Linked DNA regions of Homo sapiens: region 2 is linked to region 1. Evidence: chromatin loops called from intact Hi-C (ENCODE). Cell type or tissue: OCI-LY7. All regions are shown on one strand. Links, peaks and the distances in the headings refer to the core of each region. The heading gives the core; the rest is flanking DNA. Region 1 has its middle 490 kb from the start of SHISA9. Region 2 has its middle 420 kb from the start of SHISA9.

The links. Hi-C counts contacts between places; a loop is a spot of excess contacts. Peaks named below come from ENCODE experiments on the same cell type or tissue, not always from the same donor. Only the 100,000 strongest peaks of a DNase experiment are listed, where the experiment ranks them.
Region 2: a loop joins it to region 1, with 3 times the contacts of the local background. A loop is called at or near these places in 1 of 110 quality-filtered maps.

The regions. Positions count from the first base shown.
Region 1 is chr16:13,389,710-13,395,093 of GRCh38, forward strand. It overlaps a transcript of SHISA9 not described here. Among named protein-coding and RNA genes, the nearest start is that of SHISA9, 490 kb to the left of the region's middle. RefSeq lists enhancers at 483-542, 953-1,002. In OCI-LY7, for the core only: CTCF peaks have their summits at 1,774 (motif pointing left), 1,984 and 2,839 (motif pointing right); DNase peaks (open chromatin) are centred at 572, 1,832, 2,262, 2,842 and 1 weaker place; H3K4me3 peaks cover 2,221 bases; H3K27ac peaks cover 3,698 bases.
Region 2 is chr16:13,319,435-13,324,818 of GRCh38, forward strand. It overlaps a transcript of SHISA9 not described here. Among named protein-coding and RNA genes, the nearest start is that of SHISA9, 420 kb to the left of the region's middle. In OCI-LY7, for the core only: no CTCF peak of the experiment used is centred there; a DNase peak (open chromatin) is centred at 3,177; H3K4me3 peaks cover 806 bases; H3K27ac peaks cover 1,238 bases.

The sequences.
Region 1 (5,384 bases), core at 202-5,201:
ACTCCAAAGGATAGGTCTTAGGTCTCTAAAGTCCCAAAACCCACTGCATTAAGAGGTTAAAGAAATAAAACTGATTTGCTGTGGAGGCTGCGATTGTCCTGGAAAATCACAATGCAATATCTCCACTGGCTATAATCACTGAGGAATTCCTTCTGCCCCTAAAGGGTTGGCACTCTTGCGTAGGATGGGTGCTCTTGCAAGATCTAATCCTGGAAATGCTCTCCATTCTCCATTCTTTTTTCCACTTACTTCTAAGGACAATACTGGGTTAGGCACCTGGCTTAAAGGAGTCTTTGAAGATCCCAACTGACAAGTGCAAAATATACGACTTGAAAAGAAAATCAGAATGCTTTGCCTTGGTTTGCTGAAGTGTGAAGTACATAGAACTTAAATACTATGTGGGTTTTTTCTAACCTTTTTTTTTTTTTCTGTAACTGAGCCAAAAACCAAAAGGGATTTTTTCTCTCTCTCTTTTTATAAGATACCAGGTGCACCAGAAGCAAGCATGCATTTTCTAAAACCAGTGAACCATGACATCAGAAGATTCTTAAGTCACGCCAGAACCAAACCTGCATTTCATCTAATCTCTGATCTAAATTAGGCCTCAGACATGCAATTGTTTTACCCAGTTGCAATCCAACATGAAGTGTGTTTGTTGGGCCTGTCTATCTCGGCTCAGTTGTGTTGTGGTCCAGTTCTGTCTCACTGGTTCTCTGCATCTGGGTGGCTGGCTGTCTTTGTCCCTCTGTGTTTCTATACTTTGTCTCTCTGCTTTTTGCTTTCAGTCTCTCTGTTATTCCGCCTGTGATCTTTCTCACTCTGCTGCTGCCCTTTTCTGAAGTGCTTTCAACACTAAGTCACGTTTAAGAGCACGTTTAAGATTTCAAGCTTAGGCTTGAAATCACCTCCTGCCTCTTTCTTCAGTCTCATCTGTCAACATGCTTAGAAGGGTATGTGGCTTGTAACAAGCATGTTACAGTCATTCACTATTATGATTCCCCACATTTGTGTAGCACTTTTCCAGGTAGTTTCTGAGATCAGCACGCTGGGTGACACCACAAAATGGAAAGAAAGGCTTTGGGAGAAAGAAGATTTCATGGGCTGATGAAAAGAAATACTTAGGTGACTTCTCTTGGCTGTGTGTGTCTTCTCATATCTTTCACAAGAGGCAGTCTGAGATATCTCAGGCAACTGCAGGGTATGCATGTGGCATATCTTGATTTTCGTAACACTTTGGCTGCTGAATCTCCATTCCAACCATGGCAATCTGTGAAAGCAAGAATATTGAGGAGAAAAGAGTAAAGAAAAGGGGAGACAACATGAGAGAGAACAGGAGTGGAGAAAGAGGATGAGAATTAAAGAGAGGGTAGAAAAGAGTTGATAAGAGTGACAGTAAGAGGAAGAGAAGGCAAGAGATAGAGTGACATTCACTGAAACCATAAAGCAGTGTGTCCTGCTGAATAGAGTAAGTGAGATCAACATGAACCCTTGGAAAAAAGATGCTATAGCCCACATTATTGCTCCTTACATTAAATTGTACTAAATATAAGTCTATTATCTGCTTAACTTAGTCTTGGTATAATTCACTGTGCTGCTGTAGGCCTCAGTTTCCATCTGAGGTCTTGCCTTTGTAAGCAAAACTGTAGCTCTGTACAGCAGAGATTTAGCTCCTTCACAACTGAAAAAAGGCTAAAGAAAGGGAAAACAAGGCACTTGGTGTTACAGAGTTAGAGAGAAGAGATACTGAAGTATTATACTTGGAAGCAGCAAACAAAAATCAGTCCCCAACGAATCTATGCCGTGCCATCTGCAGTCAATATGCATTATTACAGTTACACAGATGGCTGGGTTCGGGGGGAGTTCCAAGCCAGTGGTTCTAGACCTTAGCAGTGCACTGTGATCACCTGAGAGCTTAAAAAACATCTCAGTGTCCAGGTTCCACCCTAGATCAATTAAAGGGTGGAATCCAGGAATCAATATTTTTGGAGGCCCCCAGGTGACTCCATTGTGCAGCTAAGGTTGCAGACCTCTGATCTTGGATAACCCTGGGAGCCAAGCAACAAAGTTTTTGAACTCTGTAACCTGACTGCAGGTAAAGTAGCTCAATAAATGACTGTACCTGTTGGGTAATAACGGTGGCAATTCAGGGACTGTCAGAGGACTATGAAAAGTCCATCTGTTTGGAATGATGCAGATTTAATCAAATGATATTCTTCAAAAGTGACTACCTCATTCTCAGACATTTGGTTTGCCCCGAGTGTCTGATGGTCCCGGTTTGCTGGTATCTGTTTATAGCCATCTGCTGCCAGTGATTGTGGAGGTGAGGAACAACGTGTTGCCAGCTGAGGTGTGCAGCAGGGCAGCTTTCCTACCTGGTTTTTTCCTGGGAGGAAAGGTATCTTCACCCCTGGGAGTAAAGGTACCTCGAACATCCTAAATACACCTGTTATGGATTAGTTGTGTCTTCCTAATATTCTTATGTTGAAGTCTTAACTCCCAGTGCCTTAGAATGTGATTGTTTTGGAAATAGACTCTTTGGAGCTGTGATTAGTTAAGATAAGGCCCTACTGGAGTGTGATGACTTGACAGCTCCCTTCTTTTTAGTTCTAGATAACAATCTATTTTTCATGGTAAAAGTGGAAAGCATTCCATTATGTACATGTATATTAAAACATTATATTGTACACCTTAAATATATACATTTAAAAAAGAAAACATGTTTCATTGTCTGGATGTACCACAGTTTATTGATTCACCTACTGAAGGATGTAGACCTTTTACTGAATTCAGTTGGGGCTCCATTTTACAGCCCAGGGACTACAGCATGGAATCAGCAGGTGGCGGCATTACAGATCACTTAGAGGTCAAACAGTCCCTCTGATTAACCTAGGCTCACAATGATGTACTCCAAAGCATAGGTCTTAGGTCTCTAAAGTCCCAACACCCACTGCGTTAAGAGGTTAAAGAAATAAAACCGATTTGCTGTGGAGGCTGCGATATGACTGGTGTCATATAAAATGGGGAAATTTGTACACAGAAATATGCACACACGGAGAACACTGTGTGAAGATAAAGGCAGAGACCATCTGCTTCTATTAATATAAACCAAGGAGCACCAAAGACTGCCTGCAAAGCACGAGAAGCTAAGGCAGAGGCCTGGAAGGGATTCTCTTACTCACAGCCTTAGAAGAAACCAATTTTGTTGACACCTTGATTTTGGCCCTCCAGAGCTGTGAGATGATAAATGTCTGGCTTTTAAGCGAAACAGGTCGTGGTACCTTGTTACAGCAGCCCTTGGAAACTAATACAACGCCCCAGGATGGGAGAACAAATTCTGCCCACTGATGGGAACCAAATGGAGGCTTTCAGGCCTGGGGGAAGGTGTGCCCTGAACCAATCAGCTGGCCCCATTCCAAACCTGCTTCAAACTGATCACACAGATGTTTGCTCCTGATACCCTCGTGCTCACTGTATCCACTGTTGGGGGATTGAAATACCCCAAGCAGGGCCAGCTCCACGGGTGTGTGACCTGTGCAGTCACACAGGGCCCACTCCTATTTTAATTCTCTGGTGTTGCCATCTTGAAATTCTTAATTTTTGAACAAGAGCCCAGCATTTTCACTTTGCACTGGGCCCCCCAAAATTGTGTGGCCATTCCTTTCCCCAAATGTCTCACCAACTTTCCCTCTTTCGATCAGATCCCATCTACTTTGTCTGAATTTCTTATTGTGTCTGATCCACTGATGTCACCCCCTTCTTGCTTTCAGTGATATTTTTGTAGAAGTTTCCTTTTTAATACTATTGTTTCTGTTATTTGTAGGGATTTGGGGCAGGAGGGAATGGCAGACGGGCACTGTGTCAGCCATCTAAATTGAATAACCCAAAGCCAACAGGACTCTTATGCTCATTAGGTTGTTAGTCCTATCAGGGACGTTGGCTAGAGAATGGAGGAGAAGTTTATAAAAGACTGTGTGAGCCTTGGCTTAGGTAGTACAGCTCTGGGACTCTGATGACCATGAGTAACTGAGAGTCTGGAGGGAGTGATACACTGCTTAGGACCCTTGAAGGCTTGAAGGTGGCTGGCTGTCTCTGTGTCATACTGGCATGGTGTTTTGCTAATCTGATCATTTTATTCACAGCTCCCCTTGAAATCCTGGCATAGGTTTCTATTATTCCTGGGATGCTCTGACAAGTTGGGTCATTGTTCCCATTCTTTCCTCTTTCCCTGAATTAGAAATATGCACTCACACTCTTTGCCACGGTGCTCTACGTCACGTCCCACTGTGGGCAACGTGACCTTCCCACCCCATTGACACTGGGTTAGCCATGTGACTTGCCTTGGCGGATGGAACTTGAATGGGATTGTCAATGTGCCAGTTCCCAGCTGAGGCTGTAAGAAGCATTACGCATTTCCACTCACCTTCTTGCATTTCTACCATCTGCCATGAGAAAAACACACCCCACGTAGAAACTAGTCCAGAGAGAATGAGGAGACAGTCCCAATGCCCAGCCTGGATTCAAACCTAGCAGATTCCAGCTAAACCCAGAAGAGATACAGCCCCTCTACAAACCCATAAGCAGCGTTAATGTCCTTGTTTACAGAGGCCAGTGAGTTTGAGAGGTCTTTGCTATGCAGAATTATTGCTGCCAAAGCTGACTGATGAAGAAATAATGTGATTTCTTTAGGTGGGCTTTCATGTCCTTTTCTGGTCTGGACCTTTCTATTTGCTCAGTCTTATCTCCTACCCCCCACCCTCTTCTTTGTCCATTCTACACTCAGTTCAGATGTTCTATGTTCTCTCTCAGCTTTGAGCCAATAACACATTCTCTTCCTCCATCCCTGCCCTACTCAGGATCCTTTGACTTGGCTTTCTCGTTCTCACTCTCTAGCTCTCGGTCTAAGTGTCACTTCTACCAGTAAATCTTCCTTAAGGCACAGTAGGAAACACTAATGGCCCTGCAATGTACTCTCTTTGTGCCGTGTTCTTCCACACCATAGCACTTAGGACAGTATTGTGTCACTGCTAATATGGTGGGGGAAATATATTGAGATATTTATTTGTATTTAATTGCTGTAGAAGAATCAGGACGAATGAGAGGCAGCAATGCTTTGCTTTTTATACTCTGCCCCTCACTTGCACACAAACGAATCCCAAGGAGTCCATAGGGCCCCTCCCTTCCTCTGCCACTGTCATTTTAAAGCAAAAGCAGTATCTGGGGTGTGTGTGTGTGTGTGTGTGTGTGTGTGTGTGTGTGTGTGGCTGTTTGTGTGTGTGCATGTGTAGGGGGTTGGTTTATCTTATGAAATCCTAAGAAATTCTAGTGAAATCCCAGAAGGGGAATGATGAGGAAGAATGTGGCTTTGCAGTCTGGCTATGAAATGT
Region 2 (5,384 bases), core at 285-5,284, 70 kb before region 1:
TGACACTACGAGGTAAACCCTACATGAATAAGAGACGATAATGTTTTATCGCACAAGAATAAAGCTGGCTCTTTCCCCCTGCTTGACATAGATTTGAAATGGTACCTCCAAGGCTGTGGCTGGAAAGAGCCCAGCTTCAAGTGAGCCTCCTCCCTTTTGTTGCTCCCTCTCTGCCATCCTGGGATGGGAGTGTGCGTGGGGAGCAGGGGGGTTACTCAGAATCTGATGTAATCCCTCCTTTCCATCCATGATGCACAGTCCTGAGCTTGCAGAGGAGCCCTGGGAATGGTCTCTCAGCTGTGGCCCCTTCTGGGTCCCACAGGGGCCTTTCCAGGGTGTACAGTGCAGAGATGTGCACAGAGCTGTTAAAAAAAAAAAAAAAACAAGGCCAAGGAACAGAACGCATGTGGCTTTTCCAGCGGGGATGGTTCTTATTTAAACTTTGGTTTTACATTTGTTTTGATATTTGAATTTGAAGCCAGGCCAGGAAAAAGGAAAATCTGCAATTATAATCATTTCTTAGCCTGTTAAGATGAAACTTTAAAATGAAATGTTAGGTTAGAAAGTAGGCAAAACAGCCGGGCACGGTGGCTCGCACCCGTAATCCAAGCACTTTGGGAGGCTGAAGCGGGCAGATCACGAGGTCAGGAGATCGAGACCATCCTGGCCAACATGGTGAAACCCCGTCTCTACTGAAAATACAAAAATTAGCCTGGCGTGGTGGCATGCACCTGTAGTCCCAGCTACTCAGGAGGCTGAGGCAGGAGAATCGCTTGAACCCAGGAGGCAGAGGCTGCACGGAGCCAAGATCGCATGCCACTGCACTCCAGCCTGGGTGACAGAGCGAGACTCTGTCTCAAAAAAAAAAAAAAAAAAAAAAAAAAAAGTAGGCAAAACAGCAATAGGCTCAGAGGTCAAGCAACCCAGCAAGTTCCAATTCAGGTTTCTCTCTTTGTAGGTATGTGACCTTGAGCAAGTTATCTCACCTTTCTAAACCATGGCTTCCTTAACTGTTGTAATAATGTTAAACTCTTTGGGTGCTAGGGAAGCTTAAAGAAGATAATCCATGCCATGTTCTCAGCACTGTACCAAGAGCCACACATAAAGGAAAGGTGCTGTTTTGTTTTTGTTGTTGTAGTTGCTGATGAATACAGCCTCCTGTAGAGATAGTAGGGTCTCCTCTGGACAATGGCTTCTTCCAGAGATCAAGTCTTACCCCTGGAACATGCAGAGCCATGTCAAATATGAAATCAATGTCTTCTTACCCTTTGCTTGTGAAGGGAAGCTGACAAGCTGGGTAGGACAGGGTTGGGGGACAAGGGTATTATTTGGCAAAAGCACTGAAAGTTTCCTCTTCACAGCTGGACTAAATATGGACTCATTCTGTGGCCACCCCCCTCTAGACCTCCCTGTCACCATTTATACAACAAGAAGGTTAGAATCTGAGTGTCTCTAAACTATCTTCATTCTTTGATCTACTAGTCTGGTGTTGTTCAATGGAACTGTCTGCAATGCTGTAAACCTTGTGTCTGCCAACTTGGTAGCCGTTAACCAGATGAAGGTATTGAGCCTTGAAATGTGGCCAGTGCCACCAAGGAACTAAATTTTTGACTTTATCTAAATTTTAATACATTTAGATTCAAATGTAAGTAGCCCATGTGGCTAATGGTTACTACATTGGACGGCACATCTTCATAATTCTGGAAATCCACAATGAAGTTTCTAAATGCAACCACGATTCCCATATTGTTGCCAGATCCATCCATCTACAGGTGGCAATAGGAAGGTATGTTACACTAGCAGACTCTAGTATCTGTGAGGTCAGAGATCATGTCCCAGTATGACTTTCTCTCCAGAGTCTTTTATAGCATAGAACACAGAGCCGGTGACAAATAGCATGTCAATAAATGAATGAATGAACGAATGAATGATTTTTCTCTGGGAGTCTCTCTTTCATCTTCCTGCCATAGGCCTGAAATTCCCCTAAGAGCAAATAATTCTGGCAGCTTTTGCATTCTGCTGTCCAGAAGTCATCTGTTAAAATACAGCCACCCTTGGGAAGGTATTGTAATAAATAAGGCCATTATTAGCATCCTACATCCATTAATCCATCAGATTAGTTGAACACTTAAGGGAATAGTACAAAGGAGAGGAACACACTGATTGTAAAGGCTGAGGGAAATTCTATAACTTAATGAGTTTATGTGTTGCATATTGTACATGTTTCCTTTTTCCTTGTGTGTTCAGGTGTGCCTGTCTGATAATCTCCAGGTGTGTCGGTGTATGGCTGTGTGTGCAATATATAGATGGGATTTGTCCATTGTTAGATAGTTGGACTCCAAATGACAATCATAATAATAAAATAATCTCAATAATAATCTCTGCCACTTAATATCTAATGTGATCTTTGAACAAACACTTAGCCTTTTGGAATTCACTAACTGTGAAATGGGGATAATAGGAATTATGTCTTATGGATTTGTGATCATTAAACAACATATTTTTTAAAGTACCTGACACAATACCTGACATATAATAGGTGCTCAACAAGTGCTCACTAAACGACACAATAAAATTGTGATTATATATTTCATATGTCTACATATTGTATATGTCTTACTAATTACATTAAATGCATTGCAACTATTCTCTTCTTTAATTCTCATAATAATATTGCCAGCTACGTAGTATATTATCTCTATTTTACAAATACAGAAATGGCCTCGAAGGAGCTGAGTGCCTTAACTGAGTTCAGCCAACCAGATCAGCAAATCAGCCAGTGTTGAAGAATAATAGTAATGATCCTAGAGTGATCTAATAGGAAAAAATAATTGGAAATGAGCACAGACTGAACTTCAAATCTACAGCCTTTCCCTAAAGCTGCCAAGGCCTCTGGAGCCAGGAGGGCCCTGAGTAGCCAGACATCTGCATAATGGTTTCTCATCCTTTCCTCTCTTCTCATCCTTTCCTCTCTTATCAGTTAATTCAGCTAGCTGAATATGGCTCCAGGCTCAGAGCCAGTTAGAGCCCTCTGAAAACAAGGCTGTAGGTGGATAAGTGGGGAATGTCTGTTTTCTTCTCTTTTGCATAGAAACCCAGACTGTGTGAGTTTTGAAGGTTAGCAGGGGTGCTAAGGAGGCTAGTCAAGGCCTATTTGGAAAGTGAAAGGCTAAAACAAAGCACCTCAGGCCAGAGAAAAAGGAAATAGCAACAGCTGTCTCTGCAGATGCGCTTCCCTCACCCACTCTCGCATCCCCATCCATCCTGGGGATGTGGGTGGTTGCAAAGTTGTGTTTAGAGAAGGGATGAAATTGGGTGGGGATGAGGAAAGCTTGAGACATTATTGTAAAGTTAAAGCTATAAAATCTTTGTGAAATCTTCTTCTTCTAGATCAAACCTGGCCCGTAAAGTTGTTTAACTCCCACATTATGGTTGTGGGAGATACTACCACCCAATAAAATCTAAGAGGCTACCAGTCATACTGTGTCTGGATTCATGTCACGTCCAGTACCTGCACCACAACTGTGAGAAGTAGGAATACTGCAGAGATTTCCTGATAGATCAGTAATCTCAGAGTCCCAGAATCTTCCTGCTATGTCTGCTTAAGAGTCAGGTTGTTTAGGTTCAACCCCCAGCTCAATGTTAGTTAACTTTGACTTTCTTCTTTCAAAAATGGGGGTGATAATGTTGATATTGGTAAGACAATTAAAGGAGGTAATTTATGGAAAATATTTATAGTAGTGCCTAGTACAAAATAGGTATTTGGTGAATGCTGGTGCTCCTTATAATTATTCCGTCTCCACCAAACATCCTTTTGGTAATGAAATATTGTGCTTGGTCTCATGGCCAGCAGTCAGAGTGCAATGCACTCTCACAAAGCTTGTACCTGGAGTTGAGTCAACAGATGCATTTTATCTCCCATGTCTTTTAAGTGACAGAATCCTCAGTCATTGAGTGGAAGTCCACAAGTTTGGCGCTTGACATGGTTAAATATAGTTTGGATGTTTGTCCCCCTTCAAATCTCATATTTATATGCGATATAGTTTGGATGTTTGGCTGTTTGTCCTCTCCAAGACTCGTATTGAAATATCCCTGTATTAATCCTTTCTCACACTACTATAAAGAACTGCTTGAGACTGTGTCATCTATAAAGAAAAGAGGTTTAGTTGACTCACAGTTCCGCACGCCTGGGGAGGCCTCAGGAAATGTACAATCATGGTGGAAGGCAAAAGGGAAACAAGGTAACTTCCTCACAAGGTGGCAGGAAGAAGTGTCGAGCAAAGGGGGGAAGAGCCCCTTATAAAACCATCAGATCTTGTGAGAATTCACTCACTATTATGAGAACAGCATAGGGGAAACTGCCTCCAAGATCCAGTCACCTCCCACCAGGTCTCTCTCTCGACACCTGGGGATTACAATTCAAGATGAGATTTGGGTGGGGACACAGAGCCTAACCATATCAATCCCCAGTGTTGGAGGTGGGTCTAGTGGGAGGTGTTTGGGTCATGGGGGCAGATTCCTCATGAATGACTTGAGGCTGTCCTTGTGGTCATGAGTTCTCACTCTATTAGTTCATGTAAGAGCTGGGTGTTTAAAGGAGCCTGGCACCCCTTCCTCTCTCTCTTGCTCCCTCTCGTGCCATCGATGTATCTGCTCCCCCTTTGCCTTCTGCAATGATTGCAAGCTTCCTAAGGCCTCACCAGAAGCAGATGCTGGTGCTACACTTCTTGTACAGTCTGCAGAACTGTAAGGCAAAATAAACCCCTTTTCTTTATGAATTACCCAGCCTCAGGTATTCCTTTATAGAACGCAGAATGGATTAATGCAGCTCTGAATCAGAATTGATTACCCTTTCGTGACCTCTTAGCAGTATCTTTGCTCTAGACTGAGCCAGGACCTAGCTCTGGGAGTTTCTGTAGCTCAAGAGTTGGTAAATAGTTACCTCCAGGATCCTGGCCCAGTTTCTAGCATCTATTCTGCCACTTTCTGATTGGCAACCACAAAGAAAAATGGGGAAAGAGCACAAGCTCTAGATTAAGGCAGAGTGGTTCAAATCCTAGCTCTACTACTCACTTGCTATGTAATATTAGTTAAGTAATTTCACTTCTATGAGCTGCAGGGGTTGTTTTTTTCAATCTAGGCATCCTCAAATGGCCTTGGTAGCACAAACCTCTTGACGATTATGTGAGTCAGGGTTCTCCAAAGAAATAGAACCAATAGAATTGTAAACCAAAAAGTATCTGAGGCAGTATCTGAATCAGTTTAGATTTTTATGTTGTCAAGATTAAGGACCATAGCCCGTGACACACCCTCAGGAGGTTCTGAGAACATGTGCCTGAAGTGATTGTATTACAGCTTGGTTTTCTATAGTTTGGGGAGACAGA